Regions from separate parts of the Mus musculus genome. Here regions 1, 2, 3, 4, 5 and 7 are each linked to region 6. The links are chromatin loops, found by intact Hi-C in ENCODE. Cell type or tissue: heart. All regions are shown on one strand. Region 1 holds the start of Casd1 (CAS1 domain containing 1). Region 2 has its middle 30 kb from the start of Gm33959. Region 3 overlaps Gm46948 (a long non-coding RNA gene). Region 4 holds the start of Asb4 (ankyrin repeat and SOCS box-containing 4). Region 5 holds the start of Vps50 (VPS50 EARP/GARPII complex subunit). Region 6 holds the start of Sgce (sarcoglycan, epsilon). Region 7 holds the start of Pon2 (paraoxonase 2).

The links. Hi-C counts contacts between places; a loop is a spot of excess contacts. Peaks named below come from ENCODE experiments on the same cell type or tissue, not always from the same donor. Only the 100,000 strongest peaks of a DNase experiment are listed, where the experiment ranks them.
Region 1: a loop joins it to region 6, with 2.9 times the contacts of the local background. A loop is called at or near these places in 8 of 42 quality-filtered maps.
Region 2: it touches region 6 in a loop (2.2-fold over the local background); 4 of 42 quality-filtered maps call a loop at or near these places.
Region 3: it touches region 6 in a loop (2.1-fold over the local background); 2 of 42 quality-filtered maps call a loop at or near these places.
Region 4: it touches region 6 in a loop (4-fold over the local background); 13 of 42 quality-filtered maps call a loop at or near these places.
Region 5: a loop joins it to region 6, with 9 times the contacts of the local background. A loop is called at or near these places in 2 of 42 quality-filtered maps.
Region 7: it touches region 6 in a loop (6-fold over the local background); 2 of 42 quality-filtered maps call a loop at or near these places.

What each region holds. Positions count from the first base shown.
Region 1 is chr6:4,598,387-4,602,386 of GRCm38, reverse strand. Casd1 (CAS1 domain containing 1) reads right to left here and starts at 1,476. Exons shown (of 18, transcript NM_145398.4): 1 at 1,086-1,476. The coding sequence starts at 1,218. In heart, no CTCF peak of the experiment used is centred here; DNase peaks (open chromatin) are centred at 886, 1,006 and 1,596; H3K4me3 peaks cover 2,053 bases; H3K27ac peaks cover 2,258 bases.
Region 2 is chr6:4,555,533-4,559,532 of GRCm38, reverse strand. No RefSeq gene overlaps it. Among named protein-coding and RNA genes, the nearest start is that of Gm33959, 30 kb to the left of the region's middle. In heart, a CTCF peak has its summit at 1,657 (motif pointing left); no DNase peak of the experiment used is centred here; H3K27ac peaks cover 399 bases.
Region 3 is chr6:4,406,315-4,410,314 of GRCm38, reverse strand. The region is part of intron 3 of Gm46948 (a long non-coding RNA gene); the gene reads left to right. Among named protein-coding and RNA genes, the nearest start is that of Gm33788, 17 kb to the left of the region's middle. In heart, a CTCF peak has its summit at 2,399 (motif pointing left); no DNase peak of the experiment used is centred here.
Region 4 is chr6:5,388,890-5,392,889 of GRCm38, reverse strand. Asb4 (ankyrin repeat and SOCS box-containing 4) reads right to left here and starts at 2,480. Exons shown (of 5, transcript NM_001355662.1): 1 at 2,095-2,480. The coding sequence starts at 2,281. In heart, no CTCF peak of the experiment used is centred here; a DNase peak (open chromatin) is centred at 2,359; H3K4me3 peaks cover 2,831 bases; H3K27ac peaks cover 3,367 bases.
Region 5 is chr6:3,494,553-3,498,552 of GRCm38, reverse strand. It overlaps Vps50 (VPS50 EARP/GARPII complex subunit), which reads right to left and starts at 160. Exons shown (of 28, transcript NM_024260.5): 1 at 1-160. The coding sequence starts at 30. It also overlaps a transcript of Hepacam2 not described here. In heart, CTCF peaks have their summits at 251 and 2,157 (motif pointing right); a DNase peak (open chromatin) is centred at 182; H3K4me3 peaks cover 732 bases; H3K27ac peaks cover 499 bases.
Region 6 is chr6:4,744,848-4,748,847 of GRCm38, reverse strand. Sgce (sarcoglycan, epsilon) reads left to right here and starts at 1,644. Exons shown (of 11, transcript NM_011360.3): 1 at 1,644-1,868. The coding sequence starts at 1,760. Peg10 (paternally expressed 10) reads right to left here and starts at 1,542. Exons shown (of 2, transcript NM_130877.2): 1 at 1,270-1,542. In heart, a CTCF peak has its summit at 1,682; DNase peaks (open chromatin) are centred at 537 and 1,687; H3K4me3 peaks cover 3,630 bases; H3K27ac peaks cover 3,827 bases.
Region 7 is chr6:5,296,742-5,300,741 of GRCm38, reverse strand. Pon2 (paraoxonase 2) reads left to right here and starts at 2,402. Exons shown (of 9, transcript NM_183308.3): 1 at 2,402-2,530. The coding sequence starts at 2,457. Gm52887 (a long non-coding RNA gene) reads right to left here and starts at 455. Exons shown (of 4, transcript XR_003956397.1): 1 at 1-455. In heart, a CTCF peak has its summit at 2,277; DNase peaks (open chromatin) are centred at 2,371, 2,971 and 3,311; H3K4me3 peaks cover 1,997 bases; H3K27ac peaks cover 1,614 bases.

The sequences.
Region 1 (4,000 bases), 150 kb after region 6:
ATGATACTAAAGTTTAAGATCTGGAAAACTCAAGAGTAGGTAGAAACAAACCATCAAGTTTGACCAAAATGGCCTCCACTTTGAGAGATCATGTGAAATGGGAATACAGCCGAGACTCTAGTACTCTCGTGACTGGGCTGTACAGTATAAATGGGCCCAGCGCTAATGTGCACGTGGCTGTCACATTTGTCTAATTATCTCACAGTCACCAAGAGCTGTCCATATAATGACTTTTAGGATACCAAAGGTCAAAACCAAAAGATCCTATCATTATAATTTCCCTCCTACTGTCAGTGACTGTCCTGGTGGCATTTATCGTAAGGAAAGGGGAAAAAAAATCAATCAAAAAAACAAGCAAATATCCCTTGACAACTGAAGGATAATTCCTTCTGAGAAGAGTTCATTGGTTCCTTTCCAGCTTTCCACCAGTATGTAAACCCATATTGAAGGCCAGCTTTCAAAAGGCTTAACTATTTGCTTCGCCCGCTCACGTCTAGTCCGGTCAACTCCTTAACTCCTTTAAGAAACAAACAAAAACCAAAATCCTGCCTCAGTGTCTTTATTTGTAAAAACAAAAACAAAAACTGTGCAACCCAAACTCTTGAAAAGTGTTTGAAAGGCTGGTGGCACCTCCTCCACGGGAGGGAGGTGGGCCATGGGCATCTTTAGCCACACTGGCCCTTTTGGCAAAAGTAAGCAGGGCGGCCCAAGCCGCTGTCCAACCGTTGGGCCCTGAAGTGGCAGGGCAGGAGGCAGACCCCACGGGCGCACCGTGTGCGACCCCAGCATCCGGGAGGCGGTGCCGCCAGGGCTGCCCCCGGGGGCCCCTGGTTCGACCTCCTGCACCGGGGCGCGGGGCCGGGCGCGCCTCCGGAGCCCCGCTCCAGCAGGAGGTGGCCCCGAGAGCGGGAGGCTGGGGGCAGGGGCCCGCAGGGGTCGGCCCGGGCACGTGGGGCGCCGCGGGGCCGCGGGAGGCCGCCGGCGCGTGGGCGTGCTGCGGCGGGGGGCGGCCTCCCGCGCTCGGGGCCGCGGCGCCGCCTCCCCCCGGGCCGAGCCGGCCCGGGCCGGGGGGAGGGCCGGCTCACCTCGGTAGCGGCGGGACGCGAGGTGGCACGCTGCGAGCAGCAGCACGGCCACCAGCGCCAGCACCTTGGCGCTCCTCACGCTGAAGTAGTGGTTGATCTCCCGCTTGCCCAGGTTGTAGGCCAGAGCCGCCATCTTGGTTCCTCCATGACAACAGTGCGCGGCGGAGCGGGGAAGGGGCGCCGCGCAGGGGCAGCACTGGGGCGGCGGGCGCCGTAGCCAGCCGAGAAGCGGCCGCCAGCTCCCTTGCCCGTCGCCCGAACCGCGGGCCGAGGGGTCCGAGCCTGCGGCCTCCGTGCCGCCGGCCTTCCCCGTGCCCTCGTCGGCCTCCCCCCAACCCCGCCGCCGTTGCTCAGCCGTGCCGGTGCCCCAGGCGCCCTGGCCGCCTGTCTCCTCCCCTTCCTCCTCCCTGGTAGCCTCCTGCCTTAATAGCGGCTGCGCCTGTGACGGGGGTCCGGATGCCCGGGGCTCCGGGGTCACCGGGCCCAGACGGGCCTCCGGGGTCACCGGGTCACTGGCGGCAGCGGGCGGCGACGGCTGCACAGGCATGGTGACTGTATGGGTGTTGGGGGGGCAGAGGGCCAGGGCCTGCAGCCCGGCCCAGATGTCAGCTCCGGGGCTATGCCCAAGTGGACTGGCAGCTACCTGAGCCCAGGTTAGGGCAATAGAACTACTGTTCCGGGAAAAAAAAGTACACTCCCTGCTTCCCCCATCACACCCTTTCTGGACTTTCTACTCTCTGCTCTCCCACGGTCGTGGGGCCTTAACGGCAGGCCACCCACGACCTGTCTGGCAAGTTCCTCTGCACCTAAGATGCTGGCCAGGTGTTGGGGTGGCTGTAAATCCGAACACCCAACTCAAGTGTAAGGCCCATGTTCACCGTTTAATACTCAACTGCCCAATGTGCTGTTTGTCCAGTTGCAGTGGGTGTAGATGCATCCTGTACAGTGTGTCTAAGTTGGTGTGGATGTCAGTATAAGAGCCCCTTTCTCCTTTATGTTTACACAATATCTTTGTTGACACTAAGGTTGGCCAGGGTAGCAGATTGGTTGCCTGTGGCAATCCTTAAACTTGGTTAATGTTTTGTGATTATCAATAGACCCAGCACTCTGTGTGTCCTTTGAAAAGCATTCTTATTCATACCCTTGGTCTTGAGTTGCCTTGTAGACAAGAATGGCTATTTGCATGTTGTGGTTAGAACAAGTAAGTCATTGTTGAGTTGGAGGTGTTGGCAAGTCTTCTTTACAACTTTTAGCCAACCCCAACCTTGTGCTTCCAGACCCTTCTCAACATTCTCGAATGTTAGAGAAAAGGGACTTAGAGATCCTGTCGAGTCACTCCCATCCTCTCCACTGAAGGATTTTTAAAATTATGTTTCCAGCCACAATCATCATATGATGATGAAAGATTCTTGTCGCTTAAATGAAATCACATACATCACTGTCATAGATATAATGCTAATAAGCAATAAAGTTAAATAAGTGTACAAACACTTAGGCACTGTTCCCTGCAAGTGGTCGCTTAATTTTGGCTCTTTCTTCTGATCTGAGGCTGATCACATGCTGGCAGAATTGAATCAGATACGACAACAACCAGATAACTGGGCTAACAATATGTGGCCTGCCAATCACATCCTAGACACATACTATGATGTCATCAACACCAAATTAGAATTTCTGATCCACCTTCAATAACCAGAGCTAACCCCCAGGGTTGGCCTAATGCTAGCCAAAAATAAAGAAACCTGACGTTGTACTTAGTTGTGCTTCCCAGAAGGCTTTCTGAGATACTGGGAAAATCTGGGAACCCCTTTGTCCTTTCCTCTGTGTTAAAGTTAACCCCTCTACCTATTTCTGCTTTTCCTGGTAGATATCTCCACATAAGATGGCCCTTTCCTGTGGCATCTATAAATGGTCCCTCTCTTAGCTGATGCCTTTCCACTGATAAATGTCCCTTTTTAATTAAAACCACCACTAGATTCTGTGTTCCAAGTTATTTGCTTCTTTGTTTCTTTTAGAAGGAGTAGCTACTTGAAATTTTCACTTGCTTGGTTCCCATTCTGTCCTGAAGAACTGAATGGTTCTTTGCTGGTGGTATGGGTATTTCTTGTTAAATCCAAAGGACTCTCCTCTTTCTCTCTCTCCCTCTCCGGCCCTCTTCCCCCCTCCCCCTCCCCTCCCCCTCCCTCTCTCCCTCTCTCCCTCTCTGCCTCTCTGCCTCTCTCCCTCTCTCCCTCTCTTCTCCCTCTCTCTCTCTCCCCCTCTTCTCCCTCTCCCTCTTCTCCCTCTCTGCCTCTCTCCCTCTCTCCCTCTCCTCTCCCTCTCTCCCCCTCTCTCTCCCTCTCTCTCCCTCTCCCTCTCTTTGTCCCTCTCTTTCTCTTTACCTTCTTTACTTTCTGATATTTTTTGTAGGTTCAAATGCTGTTGAATTTTCTGTTATTTGGTGTTTGTCTATCAAGTTTTTTTCCTTCTCTAGTCTTGTTTTTTGCCTCTTCTTCAGAGCACTAGCCAGGTGCCAGTTATCAGGCTGCTTCTAGTGGTTCCTGGCAGAGCCATCCTCACCATCAGATAGGTCCCCGTCCTCTTTAAGGGATCAGTTACCTTCTGTACACACACACACACACACACACACACACACACAACTGTGTCAGGCCATATTCATGTGTTTATACTGTACCTATAGAGCTACCCTCTGCTTCTCCCCAGTAGGACAGTTTTTGGTTAGCAATTGTTGGCATTTCAGATTTCAAATTATCTGTGGTCTTTTGCTATCTACGTCTAACCTACAAATCTCAACTTTATACATGATTATCCAAGCCAATGTTTACACTGTCTTCAGTCTCTTCTAAATAGTTCTCAAGTCTATTGCTCACCCCTCCCTCCATCTCCTAGAGTTTGCTTTAGTTAAATGTATCTTT
Region 2 (4,000 bases), 190 kb after region 6:
GGGTTTAGATACACTGTGAAATGTGCAAAATGGTCAGGATAAAGCAGTGCCTGCCACTCTAGAACCCCAGTGGATGCTGTGTGAGCAAGTCTTTCTTTGAGCCTTTAGATTTCTGTTTGATGTTGAGTATCAGAGACCTGCAGGCTGAATGGAGGGACTTCCTACTCCAGTGGCCCTTACTCTTGTATGTAGGATAACTTTTTCAATTTCTCTTTTTTTTTTCAGTGTTATCATCTTTGCCATTGTTATTTGCCCGAGGAGGTTCTTTTTCTTTTTGTTTTGTTTTTGTTTTCTGTTTTTACTAAGCCTTGACTTAACTCAGCTTGAAGGTGTGCTTACCATTTTGCCAAATGTTCTATTAATTTTTTGTTGTTGTTCTGCTCTTTTAGCTTCAATAGAAATAAGAGAGACCAATGTGCTGGTTAGCCACAGGGCTAGCTGCAGAGCATTGGCTATATGGAATGGACAGAACGCCCAGGACTTCATGGAAGATTTGAGGATAATGCCCATCTTGGCCCTGCTCTCTGCCCTTTAGTCTACCTTGGTTTTGAGGTTTTCGATCAGTCAAATGATAGTCATTTAGTTCATTCCAAATGACCAGGGCAAGAAAGGCGTGGTTCTTCTCCCCACCCTCCCCAATTAATACCCTGGGTCTGTTTTATTTGTCTTAGAGACTGAGCATATAAATATATAGATCAAATTGTCTCTGATAGTGTCCTACAGTGCTGTCTTTTCATGATCTGATGCTTGGTACGATAAACTTGTGCTCTTAAAAAAAAAGAAAAGAAGCTATGAGTTTAATCTGACCTTTGTTTTTGCTTCCAAGACATATGAAAAGGGCTAATTCACACAGTCTTTCTCAAGTCTTGCCCCTGAGAGCTCTCCTTTACTCCCACTGCCTTGGACTGCAAGCCTGGCTACCTAAGGTCCTCACACATTTCCCCCACAATTCAAATGTGTGCATTGCTCACCACAGTGGTCACCCTCATCACCTTCTATACTGACTTTAAGCAACAGTTAAAATTACAGGTGATTTATTGTGAACTTTCTTTGCAATTCTATCTGAAAATATGAAAAGAGTAAGTTTAGGAGCATGAGAGATGCACAGTCTCTCTCTCTCTCCCTTTCTCCCTCTCAATATGATTACAGCATTTCTCCTATCTCTTTCCTCTCTTTAAACCATCCCACATACTTTGTTTCGTCTTCCTTTTTTTCTTTCAAATCCATGGCTGCCCTTTCTCATTGTTATTGCATCAAACACACACACACACACACACACACACACACACACACACACACATTTTACCTTATTTTGCATCTATGCATCCTTTTAACTGTGAGGTTGCCAAACTCTGTGTGCGCGCGCGTGTGCGTGTTCTTGTGCGTGTGTTTAAAGACTAAACTCTAAACTCACAACCAAAAAGATGGTTGATTTTCTGGACCCACGTTTAATGGCGGTAATTTGGTTGCCTGTTGCAGAGTGTTTCTGGTTGTGATTAGTTCTTGAGGTCTGGCCTTTGTTGTTTTTTATCGCAGCTAAAGGGCAATGACGGCAGCTGGAGTCAGACACTGGTGTCAGACACTGGGGGTCAATTTCGTCTTTGCACGAGGTGGTTCCATTGACAAGACTGTGCTGTGTATGTTGAGGTTGCCACCCGCTGGTGGAAGCAGAACACTTCCATTTTAATGAGTAACTGGGGCTGGGTGGCGGGAGGCCTTCTGTTCTTAGAGTGTGAATTTGCATGTTGAAATTCTTTCAAAGAGTGGTTTCAAACTCTACTGGAAGAATAAGGAATTTCACAGTTAGTATCTTGGCTGGAAAAAGAAAACAGTCACTCTTAGGAAACCTTTTAAAGAGTTGTGTTTACAACACCCCCACCCCACCCCTACAAACCCAGAAAGTGAAAAATAGTTGCAGAATTTAAAGGACCGCAGTGTTTTATCATTCTTTGCTACTGAGCTCTAAGATGAAAGCGGTTACTACTTCCTCTCTGCCTTTGTTTTTTGTGTATGCTTGCACTACCTTACCAGGTATGTGTGTCTAGAAATCTAAATGTAAGACTTTAATAACGATGCTTTATGGTGTGTAAGAAAAAAGCCCACCACTTTAAATCACAGCCACATTAAAGGGGACAGGTAGAAAAGGAAGAAAGTTCAGGGAGTGAGCTGCAGTTTTCGTCACTCCACTGGCACAAATCAAAATTCGATTGCACGCAGGAGAATTTATGATGTGATAGAGACCCCGTGTCAGCCTAGGGGCAAAGGTACCTGCTTACCTCACGTCACATCCAAACACTTTCCAGATGTGACGAGTTGCACATTATACAAGTAGAAATGTACACATGAATGTGTAATCAAGGCAAAAAAGCCAAGCAAAATATAAAAGAAAACTTCCTCATGTGAACGTCACCCATGAAATAAATAAGAAAATACCCTTTGCAGGCCCAGTGCCGAGAAGGAAAGCACATCTCTGCAAAAGGCCTGCTAGCATTTGAAAAGCACATTTTACCTCACAGCCAAACTAGGGTGTATAACTTTACACACACACACACACACACACACACACACACACACACACCACAAAATCTATAAATGTGACTAAGACCTTAAATAGTTCCTTATACTAAGGGTTGTGGAAAAAAAAACTTCCATATTTTAGAATGTTGCTGCAATTGAAAATTTTCCTTAATGATTATTTTCTTCATTGTTTATTTTGTAATTGTTTTGCTATTGATAAACAAAAATGTATGATATATATTAATAATCATCTTTTGGGTGATATTTAATGACATGAAAATTGTCCATGACACTAGTAAAATGTCTGAAAAATACACCACAGCATACACAGTTGACTTACATTTTGATAAAGAAAGAACCCTTATCTACTATACACACACACACACACACACACACACACACACACACACACATATATATAGTTTTAGAGATTGGAGGGGCATGTGCAGAGATTTTATTTGTGATTTCTGTAGTGTAAACACAGAGCAGTTTTCTTCACTCATTTCTAACTTTTTACTTCAAAACAGTAACATTCGTAGATATAGCAAGATTGTGTATTAAATACCTGCAGACAGAGCACTGTGTTAGTTATATCTTAGTTCAGCTGTTAAAACATAGTACTACCCAATAGCATATGGATAACTCTCATCTGCTTTCTCTATAAAGGAAAATGGTGGAAAGCCTAGTGTTCTATCTTCTTTGTAGAATACTCCAGACATGTGAGTACCTATCCTAGTGGCATTTAGCACAGTAACCAACAGATACTGTGGACCGCTTCCCACATGCAAGAGTGGTGGAAGGTGATGGAATGCTTTGGATATCGGTACTTGTCGAGATATGTGAGTCTCCAATGAGGAACAAACACGATGTTCAAGGAGCCACTGCTTTGTGTGACATCCTGTTGCTTTGCCGTCACAAGATGGCAGTTTCTTGAGAAGGAAAAGCTTGTGAAAATAAACAAGGAGACAACCTCACATGCGAGAGTCTCTGATTAACAGCCCGTGCTTTAGCGGTAATTTATTGATTACGTGAGCTGTTAAATAGTCCACCCACAACACAGATATGACTGCAGAATTAATAGAAACAAAAATTAATTTTTCTCAACCAACTCCAGAACTAAATTAAATAATGCCTTTGACTTGAGGGAGCCAGCGTTTTCTGATAAAAGCTTTCAAATATCTGGCATGTTAGACGTGTGGCCAAGAACATGAAAGATGATGTTAGACAAAGAATGACATCGTCTCAATCATTTTTTAATAAAGGAAACCCTACAGTTCACTGTCCAGCTGCACCCTGCTTGGCTTGGCTAGTGGGCAACACTAATATGTATTCAGAGATACGGAGATGCGGCTGAGCGATATGAAGACTTCTGTCCAGATGAGCCGAGTGACAGCTGGCTGCGCAGCCTTCCCTGCCTTCCCTGAGAGGCTTACTCACTGTCTCTAACCAAAGCAGCTAATTTTTAAATACTAATGCATAGCAC
Region 3 (4,000 bases), 340 kb after region 6:
TTAAACATTTCCCCTTGATCAATTAATTCCTCCTTCTCTAGCTGTATGAATGACTTGCTTGTCATTTCCTCTTCATTTGTTCTTGGGCTGCTCAAGGCTTATGTTGGTTTCACTTGTTCTCAGGAGGAGAATTTCAGTCCAGTCCGGGAACATCCTCCCTTTATCAATGTGTCAACAGGAGTTTTGGAACCACAGGGGAGATATTGGTGTCTCGTGCTTCTGTTTCAGACAACAGCAGTTGTCATTTCTACTTCACCCCAATAATCTGAATTCCTTAAAAAAAAAGATAAACTTGGGAGTCATCGCTGAAATACTTAAATTAATTGTAGGCAGCCCGGTAGTGCCTTTCTTTGTGTAAAACCACACTTACAAATTGGGCAGAAAGCAGTCTTTTTCTTGTGTGGACTGTTTTCTGTTAGGATTGGGGTTGGAGTAGTAAGCTAGCCTGGGGCACCACACTGTGCATGAAAGAACAGCATCCTCTGTGGCTCAGAACACCTCCAAGGAAGCCTGAGAGTAGAGAATCAACAGAATTTTGACAAATTCTTGGCTGACATTTTTACCCAGATCTTTTCTGTTAGAAATTGCTCTTGGTCCTGACCCCTCTGGAAGAGTCAAGTTTTCATCATGATTCTATGCCAACGAATGTTGGCTCAAAGAGAGTAACTTCGTGTCATCTTCAGATATTTTTATTAGAAATTATCATCTTTGATGGTGGTGGTGGTGATGTGTATGACTACTTCATTAGTGAGGACATCTCACATACTGATATCCTCTTGGTATTTACAAACCCTTGGCTGGACTCCACAGCCAGCCATCATTAAATGAAATTTCCATCTGCAAGAAATTTGCATGAAAATGAGTGTATCTCATGTTTATTATAAATTTGGTATTCGACATTTTCTTCTCCCCCACAAAGACCATGTTGGCTCAGCTTGTCTGAAGGTGAACTCACTCCAGATTGCCAGCTTTACCATGCTATCCAAGGAATCCTGCAAAACAACAAGCCTTCGGGGCATGAAGAGAATACCCTTGGAGAGAGTCGAGGGTAGACAAGATGGCCAGCAGGAAATTGTACTGACTTTTGTAAGACTTATCAATTGTCAAACCACACCCATTCATTTTTGGAGTTACTGTGCACACACATGGGGTTGTTGTCACGATTAACAAGAAGTTCTTACTTCTGCATATGAAAACAGGACAATACTCCAGAATACCTTCCCATAGAAATATCCCCAGAAAGTTCCATGTATGCTAATTCCATATTTTCATGATAGCTGGACATGCTCTTCCTTAGTGCCTCAAAGGCTCTCATCACTTTGATAAGTGGAATTAAGAAAAACACCAAGGTCATTTCAGCATATCACCTATAATCCAAATAGTTTCCATTTAAGACTTATAAAATTAAGAATAACACACATTCCCCCCTCCCCCCTTCCCTTGATTATAGCATCTAATCAACAATTCTGGTTTTATTTAAAAAAAAAGTCATTGATTTCATGGAGAAGGTTAATATCCAGTAACCAATATTCAAAAACATTCCTCTATCTAACAAGCATAGCTGCATTCACTTACAGTTCTATATTCTAATTTCTTTAGGATGAAGTCATTAGAATTAAACCATCCTTGAGCTTATTATGATTACAATGGCTGCTGTAATCATAGTTAGTCATAACCATAATTGTCATCACAAATATAATGACTATTAAAATTAATTTAAATAACTCACTCTATCATTAATGTAATTGTTATTGCTAACTTTGTGCCCTCTTATAAACTGTGCAATAATGAATAATTGAGAGAGCGTTGGAACTGTAAATCATGAAGCCCAGTACTAACAGTACCAAAAGTTTACGTGTAAGTTAGTAACAATGCATTCTTCTCAATTCTAGTAGTTTTATGAACTACATTGACTTTCGTAAGTTATATCTTGCTTCAAAATTTATTTGAAATGACAGTAGAGACAGGTCTGTGCAAAACTAATAAGATAAGAAAGAATTAGGGTCCTAGGACTGCACAAAACTGCGTGGTGAAGGCCAGAGAAGAGAAAGGGATTTTCATCTCTTTCTTGGAAGTGAGTTTGACTACAGGAAGAATTTAGTGTTGGTGAAATTTTATCCCGCCTCTGTTCTTTTACATCCAGCTTCTATCACTGTCAGCAAAGCCCTTTGTGGTGGAATTCCACTGAAAGATGATGCCAATGGTGAATCAAATGACTATTTTGTTTCCACATAAGATCACTAAGGCAAAGGAAATGAACTCTGTTTACAGAGTGTTCTTGTCTCAAGCAGTTCTCTTGCTTACTGGTTCTCAGCATCTGAAAGGGCTCCATCCAGTAGTAGTAAAGGATGCTGGGGGAGAATTGTAGAGGTGGAAGTGTTTTATGCCCTCTACTGGCCAATTTCAGCATCACAACTTAGTACAGTAGTATGGTGTATGCGTTGGGTTCTATGGCCAGAGAGTCAAATATCCATATTGTCTCTTCATCTCCTATCATTCGTCCACTTGTGTCTTTAAGCACATTCGTAGTCTCTTAAGGTGCTATGGAATTCTATTCTCCTTCTTAAGACTCTTACACCTTTCTTTGTTTTTGAGGATTCCTTTAGAACTGTTTCCCGTATACCTATGACTTGACTGAAAGTACCACACTGTCCCACATAATGCTTATTATGGTTGTTAATTCTGTTGTTCCCCTCATGAGACCATCTTCTCATATTTTTCTTATCTTATTGCATTACTGCTAGTCCTTCAAGATCTTTTTCCGACACTGCTCTTCTCCCTCACTTTAAAAATGATAGGTATCAGTTATTTCAAACGTTCTTTATTTGTAACTCTATAGCACTAAATTTTTCTTTATTATCTATGGATCACTTACAATGGGCCAGACTTCACTGCAGATATTCAGATGAACATCTAAGGAAACGACTCTGATTAAAATCTGCCTTTACCCTGTATTTGGGGCTGAGCAATCACAACAATTGATTTTTCTATCTTTCTTTTCTTTTTGAGAAAAACCTCGAGGGAAGCTGCATTTTGGAATGAATTTGGTCTGTATTGTACAGCATGGTGACTATACTAATAACAGCACACTGTATACTTGAAAATCACCTTGAGGGCTCTGGTGTTCTCACCACAAAAGTGATCAATATAGAGATAATGTATATATTATTAAGCTTGTTTGAGTGACCCTACAATGTATAGGAATTTGAGAACATCATATTGCACACAGTAAATATTTACACAGTTAACATCAACTAATAAATGTATTAAATGAAATAAATTGACTTGTTGACTGTGAAATGCCATTGTAGAACACGATATTACAGGCAGACACATGAGTTATGGACGAGAATATGCATATACTTGAGAATCTTCAAATAGATATTTATGGGTCATTTCAAACTCACTACATTGACTCTGAGTCAGAATGGAAAGTGAAAAAAATCTGTGAACTGAGCTCTGGGGTCACTTGAATGCTGCAAAGAGAAGGGAAAAAATGAAAGAAACAAATAACAAGACTAAAGTGAGCCAGATAGAAGCCCCAAGGGACAGTGTCAAGTACAGAAGGCTTTTCATCAATGAACGCTGTACCCAATCTTGCTATTGGGATGATAAGCCAAGGAAGATGAAGTCTCAGAGGCCACCTGTGGCTCTGTGCTAAGGCAGGCACCAGAGCCATCATCAATGATTGACTCATCTCATCAGATGCCTGACCGAAGGACGCTCAAGAGAGAAAGTAAAGACAGCACACTCAAGCAATCTTAAGTAGCACTGTAGTATAAAAGAGGCGGGAACTTCAACCAGAGGCAGGAGGGGACATGAGTGTGCGGTCTTGCATTTGTTTGTATCATGATGATGATGATGATGAGTGATCTAGTTGAGACACAACACTTAGTGAGATTCGTGACACAAGAACTATACTCTCCGATAAGCACTATCCATTAACAGGTAAGAGAAGGATCAGCAATAGTGAGGTTTATCCTAATCTGCCTCTCCATAG
Region 4 (4,000 bases), 640 kb before region 6:
GTAATCCAGCCACACATGTTCTTCAAGGCCACACAGGGGCTGCTCCATCTCTTAGACAAACTCCAGAAGGGACTGAGTAACTAATTAGCTACCCAGTTGTAGAGCGCTCTGTCCCACACTGTTCTGAGAATTTCTTTGTGAGGTAAGACATTGATATCACCACTTAGATCTACTTTACAGGGCCGAGGCGAGGGTTCTATTCACTGCTTCCATTCCTACCTTAAAAAAAAAGCTGGCATTAATCCTGGAGGTGGGCACCTAGGAAAAAGTTTCAAGTAACTTTTGAGAAAGTGGGATTTCTACCCCAGACTCACAGCTACATATTCATGGTAAATGGAGAGAAAAGTTATTTCTATAGATATTATGTACACACACGCACACTGATCTCCTGGACAGCCCTGAAAATACAAATGCAAACCCTGATATTTCCAGATGAACACCTACATAAGACTTTTTTTTCTTTTGGAGACAGTTTAAATCTCTGCCTCTAACTGAAAGCCACACCTCATAGCCTGAATGCTAGTAAAACAATCATCGGCATAAATAAAAAGTTAGTTCCACGGGGGCCACAGGAATTAGCTTATTTTGACAAGAAGAATTTAAAACACAGTTTCTTCACATTTGGGGATTATGATACCCAAGAGATAACAGAAAAAAACAGCCTGCTCTCCAGGAGCCCAAACTTCTAAGTTCCCTGTCTCAGAACTTCCGAGCCTGTCTGCAGGGTTTACCTGCCTGAGAGATAAGAAAAGGTGGTCTTTGCTGCTCGCTATCAAATACATTAGCTACTGGCTTGAATCTGAGCCCTGTTGTATATGGCACACATAGAAGTTTCTTTAAAATAAACTTAGTATCCAGATTGAACCACGAAACAAAGTTATAAGTTCCAAGAAACCTAATTATATAGCATATAATTTGTTCTTCAACAGAATCTTTTCAACTTTGTAGAAAAAAAATAGAACTCTTAATTTTTCAGACAAAACAGCAATGACAGTTTATCATAAAACACAAATCAAAGAGCAAGCCCAGCAACTGACCTCAACTCATCTCTACTTATTTCAGAAATGACAGAGAATTAGGTAGAGAGAAATCCTACTTGTGTTTGTATCTGCAACTTGGTGACACTAACGATTTTGTATGAATAAAAAACAGATTTATATTTGAACATAAATAGGTCTCCCTTCACCCGACTCCCAAGACTTTCCCACATATTTTCTCTAGGCAGCAGTGAAGGTAAATAGAGTCTTTCTTTGCAGTATGCTCGCCAAACGGTCTAACTATTGAAGTTTTCCCATTATCTAGTTGATTTGAGAAATCAGAATGAGTGTGTTAATCTTGTTCTGATTTATTAAAGAGGAGTTCCAGGGGAGGGGGAGACTTAAAGAATTTTGTTATAATTTTTGATTTCCTATTTTTTTTTTTTTGGACAAAGCAGAGATTCTGAATTTTAATTTTTCAATTTTTTTCTCTACTATTGCAGCCAAGCAGAAAAGAAAAATAAAAGTTAACTTTGTGGTGTTTAGAGTTCAGCTTTTGTTCCTGCACTGAAACCCATTAAACCGATGCAGACCATCGAAGTGCCCCTGGCGCATCTTTCGCCATTCATTAACTCTCTAAATGGAAAAGAAGGTCCCCTTTCTCATTCACAGGGACACGGAGGTGATATATCTGTAAGTGGTTGTTAGGAAAGAATCAGCAGCCTGACCGAGAACCACACTGTCACACAGAGATCTCAGCGTCTTTAAGCAGAGCCTAGAGGCTTTTCTTTATTCTGTACCAACACAGTCACAAGGGAAGTCCCCCACACACCGTGCATGACAAATACAACCTCCCAGGGTCCCAAATTCCAGGCGCAAGAATGGCAAAGAGCAATAAATAGAAATACATAGACAAAAATCTGTATGGATCTATGAAAATCACCCCCAAATGCGCTCTGATTTTTAAAAGGGAAGGGAAGATTTTTAAAAATAAGAAATACTGTCTAAACAAACACTTAAACAATAAGAACGACTGCTTTAAAGACAAAAGCTGACCTACTGACCTAAAAATCCATTTTGTATCAATTTCACAATTACACCTCTCCAATTCTTTTACCTTGTTTGTAAGATGCCAAAATCATGTTCTCATCTTCAACTTCAAACACTGTGTCCACATCTATTTGCCTCTCGATTAAAATAGCCTTCAGTTTTCCGAAGTCATTTGTTTTTAGAGCCTCCAGGAAATCTTTCTTAACTAATTTGGCAGCTCCAGCTTTGCTGATAGGGGCAGTGATGCCGTCCATCCTCGGAGCCCTGTGGAAGCGGAGCAATGATTTATCAGGAGAGCAGCACCCAGCACACAGGCAAGGCTGGAGAGTCCACAAACTGCCGGCTAATTTTATCCCAAAGTTATGCTGACCCGTTCTATTTATATAGGGATCATTTCAAACTTCAAAATATCCTCCCAGACTCTCCCTGAGTTCTCAGGTCCTTTAAACTGGAGATACGTAAGCGGGTCCCTTCCGCTCTACGTGGAGTCGATAAGCAGGAAGGCTTCTGTGACACATTTCCGAGCATGAAATGTCACAATTATTTCTTACAAGACCAAAGTGAAAGTGTAAGATTTACAAAGCTCTTAATTCTCTTTATGTTTTCTCCTCAACAAAAAACATCTGGCGCCTGGCTGGAGCCGCAGTATCTTAGTCTGACTAACTAATAGCCCCAAATGAGAATTTGTTTCTGTTGTTGATACACGTGCTACTGAAAACCTTTAATGATTTTGTGAAATGAGCCTGTAAAATCGAGCCTAATTATGCACATCTAAAAACAAACAGAAGGTTTGTCAGTAACCTACACTTAAAAATTTTTCAATATTATGAGAAAAGCAGGGCGGGGTAGTGAGATGATGGGGGGGGGTCATTTTAGGGGAAAAAAAGAACCTGAAGAAACAAGAAAATCAATGCAACAAGTGAGTGGACTTTATTGAACCCTGCATTTTATTTCTCAAGTCAGTTAAAAAAAAAAGCCATGTTTGAACAAATTACAAAAACAAATACAAGCTGGATCTTACTTTCTACTATGAGCTTATTGATTTGAAAATGTGAGTCAGGTATTTGGGTTCTGTAAAAGAATCCTGTTTGTCCTCAATTAAAGCAATGCCTAATCAATTAGCACACTGTCTCACACATCCTCTGTCTGTTTACATAGTGCTTGTGTGTGTGTGTGTGTGTGTGTGTGTGTGTGTGTGTGTGTGTGTGTGTTTGCTAGGGATCAAACCCAGGGACTCACACAGCTTGTGTTTTATTACTGAGCTAACTCCATCCAAGGTCTTTAACACTTTTGTTTTAAAACAGTTCAGACATGTAAATAGGACAGAGAGCAAGGGACAAGAGGCACAGAGACAGAGAGAACACAGGGAACAAATGTGGCCCAAAGTTAAGCAGCTGGTTACTGTCATGGGCAATATGCAGTTACCTGCTAGTTTTTATTATTAAAATTTCTCCCTGTTAGTTTTTCAACAGAAAAAGTTAGAGACAAAACTGAAGACTTAATTTTACTTATTAGTGTCTTTAATGTCAGAAAATTATCAAGTGCTAACTAGTATACAAATTAGCTGCAATTTACATATCATGGATAGGTTCAGAAAAATGATATAAAAAAATCCCTGCAGTACTTGCAGTGTGAATTTTTTAAATTTTTCAATAACAAATATGTCTATAAACGCAACTGCGAATCAGCATACCCTTTCACTTGATGTACTGATGTGGAACGTAAATATACAAAACTGGCCAGTCCTGAGCACAGAACTTACCAAATCATAACAATTTTCACATTCAACACCCAGACCCAACAGAGTAGTTGTAAGCCCACCAGAACCCCCTCACACACTCTTAGACGGGAGAGTCAATCTGCCAACACCCACTACCATGACTTCCAACACTGAGGGTCAGTTCTACATACTTTTTAAAAGAACTTTTATTTGAAATTTTAATAGTTTACTCATTTAAATTTTAGATACATAC
Region 5 (4,000 bases), 1.3 Mb after region 6:
CCGGGTCATGAGAGATTTGATTTTTTGCATGTCGAAGTCGAGAGACAATTACCCTGCCTCGGAGAAGTAACAAATCACATAATCCCACCAGACAGCCGGCTACAACACAGGGAAGCCATAGTGAGTCGTCACGTGGAGCTGCCCGCCTGGGTCAGCCTTCCTTTCCCCGAGCATGACGGGAAATGTAGTTTTCCGGCTGCAATCAAAGGAGGAGGCCAACTTCAGTACTACATTTCCCAAGAAGCAGTCGCTTCAATGAACTGGGACTCCTTCTGTTCCAGAGCCACTACCTGGACTTGGAAGAGCGTTGGGCGAGGCGAATACCTATGACTTAGGTAGTCTGGCCACTGAACTAAACAACTCTGAAGCGTCTGTAGATAGTCCACTTTGACAAGATGCCCTCTAGGAGTGCAAGAGAAAGCACACCTGGGCTAGAGAGGCGAGGAAAGAGACTGATTGACCTCCATAAAGAGCACTTGGAAAGGTGACTTAAGACAAGGAATTTCCCAGTGGCTCTGGGTGTGCCCTGAGGAAAGTGGGAGGCAGGACCCCTAAGATACTGATGGCCAGCCGTAGGTTCTTCTTCATTCTTGGCATTTCCTGAAAACGCTCTAGAAAAATCAAAGGATTTCGTCTACCCCACCTATCATTTTTCTACCTGCTTTAGCAAAGGCAAGTCGAGGCAGATGTCAGTAAGTATGAGGGCACTTGTCACTTTAAAGCCCTGATCTTGTTATTAGTAGTATAAAGGAGAAAGTAACGGGGTAACTTTGCTGTGGGGGGCAGCAAACCCAGAGCTAATAACAATAGGTAACAATGAAAACTTACGAATTGGGAGAAATTTTGTTAATGGCTTCATGTGTATGACCTTATGCATTTATCTACATGAGCATCTTTTCCTTGTTTTGTTTTGTTTTTGTACTACAATTTTTCATACAATATGTTCTGATCAGGTCTCCCCTCCCCCAACTCATCCTAGATCTGCCCCTACCGCCACACTTGCTTCCACGCACCTTCTTTCTTTCTCCCTCTAGAAAACAAAACATGCAAACAAACAAACAAAAAGATTGAAAAGGAAAGAAAGAAAAACACAAGAAACACACCCGCAAGCTCGTATGCATGAACATCTTCTGGAGTTACCATCATCTTCATGTTAAAAAATGGTGAAACAGGCATGGAGAAGTTAAGATACTTACCTAAGATTGTTAGACGTATAAACTGATGACTTAAATGCTTAAAGGTTCCCGGTATTATGCTGAGGAGTGACTCCTAAATCAGGACACCAGTGCCTTTTAACTACATTAGTTTAACGTATTATAAAAACTAATAACTAATGTTTTTATTATAAAAGCAAAGCATAAACTTGACTGTATGGAGGGTTGGACACTAGCTCAGAAATCGCCTATGCAGTTGCCTCCTCTAGTGGCTGGCTTTTCCTGCAGATGCACTTCTCTTTGGGAGCAATGTAATTACAAAGTTAGTTCACCTTAGATACAACCATTCATGTAATCTTGAGGATTTCCCCCAATTGATTCTCCTAGTGTAAATAATTCTACAGATATGAAGGGGTCTGTATTAAAGATTACAGCTGCTTGAAATGCTTGTAGTAGATGCTTGCTCACTGTGTACAACAAAACCAGCCCAATAATGTAAATGAACAGTAAACCATGTGTGATTGGCAAGACCAGAAAGCAGTCCTGCCCTCATCACCCACACACTTTCAGTGACTCCTTATATTAATGTAATCGTTATGCACAGAAATGGTTTTAGTGCATTCATTTTAATGCAAATATAACTAAGGTGAGTAAACAGTCGAGGATATGGGACCTTTTTTTTTTTATTACAGAAGCAGATGGTAGATTATCAACTGTGCTATGAAATACTGTGTTAAGACAACCCAACCCCACCTCCCAACCCCAGAGGAGATCTCATTATATAGCTCAGGCTGGCTTCAAGCTCAGAGATCTCCCTGCCACTGCCTCCAAGTGATGCCATATTTCTGGGAGAATTTTCCTTTTCTTAGAAAACTCTTTGGAACTATTTTAGGAATTCTGTCATTTTGGGAGCTCTTGAAGTTAAATTTGCCTGTATGATTTCAATGTTCAACTCCTGATTCACCAGTACTGTCACAAACAGTTATATTTACCAGCAAACCACTAGAGGGCGCATGGTTAATGTGAACAGTTCTTGTACAAACCACACATATAATGCAAAAATTTGAATGTATATAATAACAGGGAAAAGAGCACAAAAATGGATCGTTCTTGTATCTAAGTCCTTATTAAAATACCTACTATTTCTTTCTGTCACAAAAGTTGGCATTTTAATATAAAATGTGGAAAATACTGGAATATTCGTAAGTCCTTTAAATGCTATATATTTGATACTAGGGGCACCCCTCCATACTGTCTTCGTTTCCCACATCTTACCAAGGATCCTGGAACTCTCATAATAAGCCATTTTTAGTTTAAGGACAATATGAAGAATGATCTTATTTGATCAATATGAAGAATGATCTAAATGGAGTGAAGGAGCTTGTGGGGTATCTATTTAAATCCTATGGGTTTTTTTTTTTCCAATTGGATGTTGTGCAGTCTGTTATGAAAATTTGTGTGAAATTCTTAAGGAATGGCTAAGGAGCAGACAACATAGACTAAAGAGCACAGGGGTTTATTTCTGGGGAAACATGTTAAGAAAAATGAGAATTATGCTTGGATGTCAATGACTAAGATTGTTCGCTGTAGTCAAGGATCTGAGAAGGAAAGTATATATCTAAGTAAATACATTGAAGTGAATATGTATGTGTGCAGAATTTAGAGGGTGTGGAGAAACTTGTAGTCATTGCCTGGGCTTGAGGATGCCCTTGACATATTTCTGAGGTGTGAAGCATTATAAAGCAACTGAACTGTATAAAGAACTCAGGTTTCCCAACAGTAGTGTCTTTGCCTTTAGACACATCTTCAACAAGTTGGGAACATTGACATCAAGAGTATTTCCAAAGTTGTTCTCCAGAATAACAATTGTTCTTTTTTTAATTTTTAAATAATATTTGAATAACAGTCTTCTTTGAAGCAGTTAAAATGAAAAACCATGCCTTCCTTCACTCCCACACTCTAATCACTGAATTTCTTCAGTGAGACTATCCTGTTAAAAATTACTTATATTGAGAATTCTACTAGCTTCAGGTCAAATGTTTCTAGATATGTTCCATTCCATGCAGAAAGTGTGGACCAAAGCCTTCTTACAAACAATAGCTCTCTTGGAACTTACTGAATTAAGCAAAGTTCTCAGCCCACCTACTTCATGGCACTGAAAAGAGCTAGAAGATGCAGCCAGAACACACAAGCAAGATTTTAATGGTTACTAGTTCACTTCCTCTAAGCTTGAGCTGAGAAAATATGACCCCAAGTACTATCTGTTGCTGTGTGCTACACACTGTCATTATGTAAAATGTATGCCTCAGCTCCACTTGCAAACGACATGTGATTTATTTTTTTTAAGAAAGTGAGATGAATACACAGATCCAATAAAACCATCACAGCCATTTGTAATAGAAAATAAAACACAAAAAATCTCTAATACTCTGTTTTGGTTCTTTGGTACAGTCTTTACATGATAATTCACATGATAATTTTGTGAAGAAAAATGGCTACTTAGGAAATTCATAAAGTACTTCAATTTTCATAGAAAGTATTTTTTTCAAATTTCAAAATAATGGCATAATTTTTCATGATAAGAAAGTAGATCTGGGTTTTATTTATCACGAGGCCACGCAAAGAGAGTATCTTCCTCCTTCTTATTGTGAATAACTCAGTATAATTTATAAAGCAATACTGAAAAATTACTGAGAATCACCAAGAAACTATTTGAAAGCCACAGCCCTGTGTTCTCGCAGAACATATAACAGGTGTTCCTACTGCCTGTGTCCTTTGTATACACATTCATTCTGTATTCAAATCACAGAAGCAAGAGGCAGGCTAGGGTCTGTTACCTCACTGCT
Region 6 (4,000 bases):
CACCCATTCGTGTCCCCAAGTCCAGTGCACCGTCACCGTCACCTCAATCAATCACCACTAGACAAGGCAGGCCATTCCGCCATCTCCAAAATCCAGCACCCCTCCACTCCACTGCCATAAGCAGGAGTTACGTGGGCAGAATGTTAAAACCAATTTTGGCCTCCCAGGGCTCCATTTTGTTTACCACCAGCACCACCACCATCATGCAGATAGCCGTCCGACAGGAAAACGGAGCCAGTTTTGACCCGAAAGGTGAACTGTGTTGTCCCCTCACCAAGGAGAGATACGTTCTCTCGTCTTCCCAACGCTACTTTCTGTGTCACTTAAGAGGCTGCAGGTCTTATGCCTGTGCCGCAGTTTGTAGCGCATTTTCTAAATTCACTCTTGTTGCGCTTTTGCGTTTGGTTACTCTCCTGCAGCTTTCCAAATTGAATACGTGAAACACGAATCGGTTTTGGGTATCACCGTAGTTCGGGCTGGTTTGTGGCGCATGAAGCGCCCCGTTCGCCCCGTTCACAGGTTCGCCTGTTCGCCCGTTTCATTTGCTCGTTCGTACGCTGAAGCGCATGAAGCGCCCATTAGTACAGTGAAGCGCATGGCGCGCCCATTAGTACAGCGAAGCGCATTAAGCGCTCATTAGTACATCGTAGCACATGAAGCGCCCATTAGTACAGCGAAGCGCATGAAGCGCCCATCAGTTCGTAGCGTGTGAAGTGCCTATGAGTATTTTGTAGCGCATGAAGCGCCTATGAGTATTTTGTAGCGCATGAAGCGCCTATGAGTATTTTGTAGCGCATGAAGCGCCTATGAGTATTTTGTAGCGCATGAAGCGCCTATTAGGATTTTGTAGCGCATGAAGCGCCCGTTAGTTTATCACAGCGCAAGACGCGGCCGTCTGCAGTGCAATCCGTTCGTAGCGCGGCACTTAAGAGTGCAGAGCCAGTCACTTTGCAGCGTATTTGGGGAGCTCATCACAATTCGGTCAGTAGCTCATGTGCGTCTGCAGCTCATCGCTGTCCGCAGCTCATGTGTCTACCGACCATTTCTGGACGCGAGTCGTGGAAACCGAATTCGCGGACCCGAAGCCGTGAAGACTTGCTTTCCACGCTCTCGTCTCAGGATCTGGCCACTGAAGGCTTGACAAAATTTGCGAGGAGATATTTTGGGGGGCGCTACTTTTATCTCCCGCAGCTCCCGATGTAAAACGGGGATTGCGTGTGACCGTTTTCTTGGAGTTAAAAAAAAAAAAAAAATCCTAACCATACTCACCACACGAGGATTCCTCTGCGATGCCACGAAGGATGAGGGGTCCCGCGACGGCCCGGTCCACTGGGTGACCGCGGTCCGGAGAAGGCTCCGGACCGCAGCCCGCGCAGCAGACCTAGGCGAGGCTCGGTGGACCTTCTCGGTTGGCTGCTCTCCCCAGGTCGTAGTTGGTCAGGATTCTTCGACACACACCAACTCAAGTTGGAAACGCGTGTATCGGGAGTCCGGACTGCTTGCCTTATATAGAGAGATCCTAGGAGGGGGGGCGCCAAATCCCAGCGTGCTTCGCGAGCAGCGGGGGCGGAGGGGGGCGCGTGGGCGGGCGCCTTGGGGGATGGGGTGGGGGCGCGGCATGCACTGCTTTGGCCCGCCGCTAGGGGCAGCATGGGCTCAGGAAGGGGGGGTGCGCGATGCTGAACTGGCCAAGCTGGGAGGAAAAAAAGAAAGGGAGGGGAGGGGAGGATCGAGGACGGTTGGCTTAGGCAGGCCAAGAATGCTATTATTCTGGTGGTGGGAGCTGGGAGACCCTTGTGCTTGGACGGGAAAGGGTCGGGGGACACTCAAGATGAGCCCCGCGACCACTGGCACATTCTTACTGACAGGTTAGTGGCCTGCGCGCGACATGGAGGTTCAGGGGCCCACAGGCCGCCGCCTCACACTCCCCCACTCGGGTTCCGGGGTACCAGGGCGTGCCCAAAGGGTGCTAGTCCCGCTCTATGCCCAATGCCTCCCCCTCACAGCACCCCTCTTTCAGGACACCCTGCAGCCCACCTTTTGGGCCAAGTGGGTCCCTCCCCAGGCTTGACCCCTGGCCTTCTCTTTCTCTCTGCACCCCCACGGCCCCTCCCTGTCCAGCAGGGCAGGAATTCAGCTCCAGTTTCCATTAAGAAGGGCGCCCCTCCTCGCCCCCCCAGCCTAGTGGTGGACATCTTCTGATCCCTGAAACAGACTTGGGGGGTCGTTGCCCCTCGGGGTGGGGATGGGGGTTTTATCCCACAATTGAGACTCCCTGGCCTAGATGTGAACCAAAGGACATGTCTGGCCAGCTGCTTTCTCTCTTACACAAAGATGTACATCTTTTCTCATTTTCTGGGATCTGGTTGAGAGAGAAAAAGACCACCAAAATGTGACATTTAAAAGATCGAAGCCCCCCCCCCCCCGCGCGCTTTTTTTTTTTTTTTTTTTTTAAAGCATATTTCCTGGTGGCGCGAACCTGATTTTTCCTTAGGTTTTACCGAACACGGAAGCAGGATCATGAAATTCTGGGAGCCAAACGGCGGTGTGCAGGTCAGGGTCAACCATGGCTGGGGGCCAGAGATGCTGCAAACAGCACCCATTGCCCTACTAAATACGTTACGAAGGGAAAGCAAGAACAATTGAAAACAGCTGTGGATGCTTCCAATGTTCTTGGCGGGCTTTGGAAGCCTTCAGCTACGGACTTTGTGAGGTTTACACGGAGACCTCAGCTTCCCCCCCCACCCCGCGCCGTTTTATGTTTCTAAATCTTGTGGGTGAATGAATGTTTTGGGGAGCAGTAACTGTAGGTTCAAACCTTTGAAACAGGTCACCGAGACTCAGCTCCAAGCATTTCCTTGGCTTGAAACATAAACCTGTAAATTTTTTTTGTTTGTTTGTTTGTTGTTGTTGTTTTGTTAGAGAAATTTGCAAAGGAACAAGGCATTCAAATACTGACTGGGAAAGGATGTTAAATAAAACCTTAATTCGGATTCCCACCTAAGCTGCTCAAAGTCTTAGGTGCTGAGAAAATTAACAATCTGTTGCTAATCTTTGTCAAAAAAGTTAAGGTTAAAAGGAAAATCAAATTGTCTACAACTGAGTTAGATTTATAAATCACAGATGAAACATATTTGTTTTTTAAAGACTAAAACTGAGCATATTTCAGCAATACTTCTGCAGCATTTTTTTTCCTTAAAGGAAAAACAAGACTTTGACCCATTGTGAACGACAGGACCCTGCGCTGTACAAAGCATTAAGCTTTTTAGCACTAAGCAAAACTCATTCATTTCCTGGGAATCTACTTATTAGAAATTAAATGTTGACCTCCAGAAATAAATAAGTGCAGATTTCCAAGAGCAAAGGACATTTATCTAGGAAATTGGGCGAACATAATCATTACTTTTAATTTAAAAGTGTTTATCCTTTTCTGCAAGACAGACTGATTCCAGGATTTTAAAACAATGTTTATTTAACAGTCCCTGTTCCGGTGACTGCGGGACTCTCATATGCTTACGAGCAATTTCTTTCACCCTCAAAGTTAATTCACCAAGCTGTTCACTGAGAGCTTTTTAAGAGTTCACTTTTAAAAAACTGACACTTACAGAAAACATGGATCTAAAAAGTAAGGAAAATTCAAGTTTTAAAAATCACCCATCTTTCAGAGCTTAAATTTATTTGACTTTTTCATTTCAAAATGTTAGCCAGTATTTTTATTTTTTGATTGATTGACGGCCTAAAAAATAGATATGGCTTTGTTGGTACTTGTGTAATAATAGTAATTCTCTCTCATGGTCCAAGTTCCAGAAGGTACCTTACTAAGGCAACCAAGATCACCTGTGACATCCTTGGCTTGCTCTGGTGTCGGCAAAGTGCGGTTTGCCCTTCCAGACTTCCCTCTATGCTTACAGAGGGATCTAAAGAATATGGGTTTTTATAGGGTTGTATATACTTTTTTTTCTCAAAATTAAATATTGAATCAAATTAATTTCTTCCCCTG
Region 7 (4,000 bases), 550 kb before region 6:
AATTTTGATGGTATCTGCAAGGTTTCTCCTGATGATTCATGCCACGGATGGTAAAATTCAATGCCTGTCTATGCAGTCAGTCAGAAGCGACATCCCAAGTTGGATCTCTTCACTTAAGAGGCTCGTGGATGATTTAAAGGATCCGAGGGTATATTTTAGAGGCAGGATACTTAGAAAGAGAAGAAAAACACAAATAAGTAGGTTAGTTAGTTCAGAGCTGTTGATAATTTTGGATGAAGGTAAAAAACATTGATTTGAAAGGAAATTTTGCATTTCTTTCATTTATGAAGGTAAGAAACTACTAAAAATTTTTGTTACCAAAAGAAGCAATAGTTGTCACTATAGTTGTTACATGTATCTTTAAATAACATACCTAACCTCATTTGAATTTTTTTCTTCAGCCTTTTATCTAGTTCAGACTAGTTTTAAACCCAATATTCTCCAGTCTCTGTTTTAGCTTCATGGTGAGATTCCAGTCAGTCACCAGCCCTGGCCCTTTATCTTCCTTTGAAAGAATGTTTCTAGAGCTTTCTGATTTGCTGTGCTAAGATCACACCTAACTCAGAGATGCCATTAAGGGCACAGGGTGGCTCCCATGCCAAGATGAGAAGGGCTGTGTCATTACTGTATTTCTGTGGCATACACTCACTTTCAAAGCACTTCGATAATCACATTTCAGTGCACTTGATCCCTTTGGCAATCCTACCCACCTAACTGTGTGCCCTGACAAACAGTATTTTGCGAAGTTATCTGTGATGGAAAGTGCATAAAAAGTACATCTTCTGGGACTTTGAAAGAGCAATTGTTCAGCTGTCTATCAGACAGTGGATACATCCCAGAGTCCCTTAGGGCTGGTCACAGATGTGTGGAACAGGAAGATCTCTTTCTTTTCCCTTTGGTGAGGGGCCAGGTACAAACCGGCATCTGCTTTTCCTTAATGGTTGGTTACAAAACAGAAACCTGGCCTGATGTGCCAGCATCTGCTGGTAATCCTCACGAGGGCAAGGCAAGAGAGCCTCAAATCTGAGGTCACCTCGAGCTGCAATAACAAAACACTGTCAGAAAAGGATGGTCCCCGGGAACTGACTGTGTAGCTTCTGCAAACATTGCAGGTGGGAATTAAGCACTGGGAACAATTAGGAACTGATTTCAAGTTATACCCAGTAGCTGTCGCAATCTCAACGAGTGCCCTCCCTCTTTATATTTTTATAAGTGTATATCAATAAGTATTAAAATGAAAAGGGAGAAAGAAGAGAAAATTGATTAGTACTCCAGTGAGTCCCGAGTTTGTGGTGTTTTAGTCTAAAATCTTTTTTTTTTTTTTTGGTTTTTTTTTTTTCGAGACAGGGTTTCTTTGTGTAGCCCTGGCTGTTCTGGAACTCACTCTGTAGACCAAGCTGGCCTCAAACTCAGAAATCCACCCGCCTCTGCCTCCCAAGTGCAGGGATTAAAGGTGTGCGTCACCACACCTGGCTATAAATCTTAATATAAAAGGATGTAATTCCAACTCTAACTTCTTATATAAGACCTGTCCAGAACCACTTTTTTCCCATCTAAAAGAAGAAAAAAAAGGAAAGGAATATTTAAAATGTCTGAACGAGAGAGATGTCTCAGCACTAAGAACACTGGCTGTATTTCCTGGTGTAGTGGGCACCCTTTTCTGACCTATGTGGATACCAGGCATGAATGTGGTGCATATACTTACATGCAAGCAAAACAACCATGCATATGAAATAAAGAACTAAGGCAAAACATATTACTCTAGGCAGGGCCTTGAGTGGCCCAAGAACTTGGCATATGGAGGTAGACAGATCAGAAGTTCCCTACCAGCCTGGACCACATGAGACCTTATGTTCAAAACAATAAGAACATTTAAAAGTACAATTTTAATAGATTTCATATATATATATAATATACTTTCTGTGTTGTTTAATAATTACTATCTAAATATATTTTATATTTAAATATAGAAATGTTATACACACGTATGTGTAATAACAAAACTAGTGTATGACTGTAGATATGGCTCAGTACTAGCCTAATATGAACAAAGTCCTGAGTTTGTTTCCTAGCTTCTCAAAGCCAAAATTATACACAACAGAGGGGGAAAGTATCCTCAAACACCAGGCCAAAACAGCAAAAAGCAAGCCCAAACTTAACTAAATTAAGGGAACTCCGCAGAGGCCACCCTAAAGTTTTCAGGGAGCTGAGCAGGTGCAGCTGCGCGAGGATCGGAGGCTTGGCGGGGTGTTTGTGAAAGGAATCAAGTTCAGTTGGGTTCCCACGCGGGCATGTGCGGATGTGCTCCGAGGACGAGGCGCCGGGCGGAGCCTGGGCTGCAGAGCCGGCGCTCGGGGCGGGGATCGGGCGCGGCTCCGCGCTCGGGGCGGGGAGCTGGCCCAGCGTCCGGAGCTGCTCGGTCAGGCCCGAGCCAGACGGCGGGCCGGTCCCGCACCATGGGCCGGATGGTGGCTCTGAGTTTGCTGGGCATCGGGCTGGCGCTGCTGGGCGAGCGGTTCCTAGCGCTCAGGTAGGTGCTGCCGAGGGTCCCGGGTCGGGAGTCCCTAGGCTGGGACCGCCGAGCTGATTGGGGCGCTCGCGCGGCGGGTGGGAGGGGGTGAGAGGGGGGGAGGTAACTGGAGAGAGAGCTTGTTTAGTTCGGGGGGGGGGGGGGACCGGATGGAAGGAAGAACTTCGGATAGCTACCGGTGCTCCGTTTAACCGACCCAGTCCACTTCCACCAAGACCTAGACACTTTGGGAAAAAGTTTTCCAGCGCTTGCTGGTGCCGAGGTTCCTCTGCCTAGGCTGACAAGAGAGAGCTTTGCAAATTCCCCAAGGGCAAACCCAGTGCTTTAATTTGAAAACAAAACCATTACTCATGCGTGGACGCTCTAATTATACAGCTTCATTTTAGGTCACTGGTGCTGTTCTGCTCAGCCGGAACCCATCCCTCCCCAGCATTAATAGTTGGTGAAACTTCAGGGTTTCCGTCTTGGCGCTGGAGATCAAAGACGCTTGAGAGAGACAGCTACTGTTCTTACATCATTTCCTTATTTATTGACCAGAGTCCCAGAAGCAGAGCGAGCGATTGTTTGTTCTGGGTAGACATCATACTTTCAAGTTACCAATTCAAACTTTATAAACTTCTTGCAAAAGTGTTCCGGAACAGTAGTACTCAGCTCCTTATAGGGTTAAAGAGAAAAGACAGTCTTCTGTAGGCGTTCTGGGAGGCAACGTAGACTCAGATGAGGAAGGCGGGCAAGTCTGAAGGGTGTGCTTCACACTGGGCCTCTCTCTAATAGGCAAAAGGGAAGCGCCGGCACTCATTGGTTGTTTAGCAGCAAACTGCTATGAGTCTTGCATTGTACAAATAAGCCCGAAGGGCACAGCAACGGGGCCTGGATATTGGGATCTCCCGGAGTCTTGACGTCCAAGTAGCACCATGTGAAACATTCTAATTCAGTTGGTTCTGATAGGGCATCGGCCTTGGGTTTTGGGTGCTTTTCTAAATTTTAAATGAATTCTTGGTTTTGAGACGAAGTCTCACTGTGTATCCTCTGTTTTGAAGCTCAGTCTGGTCTCAAAACTCAGGATTCTTTGGTCTCCTGACTTCTGCTATTATAGGCACACGCCAGCATGACAGTCAGATTTCCTTCTCTTCTCTTCTCTTCTCTTCTCTTCTCTTCTCTTCTCTTCTCTTCTCTTCTCTTCTCTCCTCTCCTCTCCTCTCCTCTCCTCTCCTCCCCTCTCCTCCCCTCTCCTCTTCTTTCTTCCTTTTATCTTTTTTTTTTTTATTTTTAACGTTTATATCTTTGCTAATAATGTGCAGTGTAGCTCAGGGACAGAGCACTTGCCCAGAATGCACGAAGCTTGGGATTCTAGCCCCAGCACCACACTACAAAATCACAACACGAAGCACACCCCTCTCTTAGCAATCCTCTTGTACAGTATGCATTAAGCATTGAGAGATGCTGGACTAGGCATGGGGAAAGCACTTT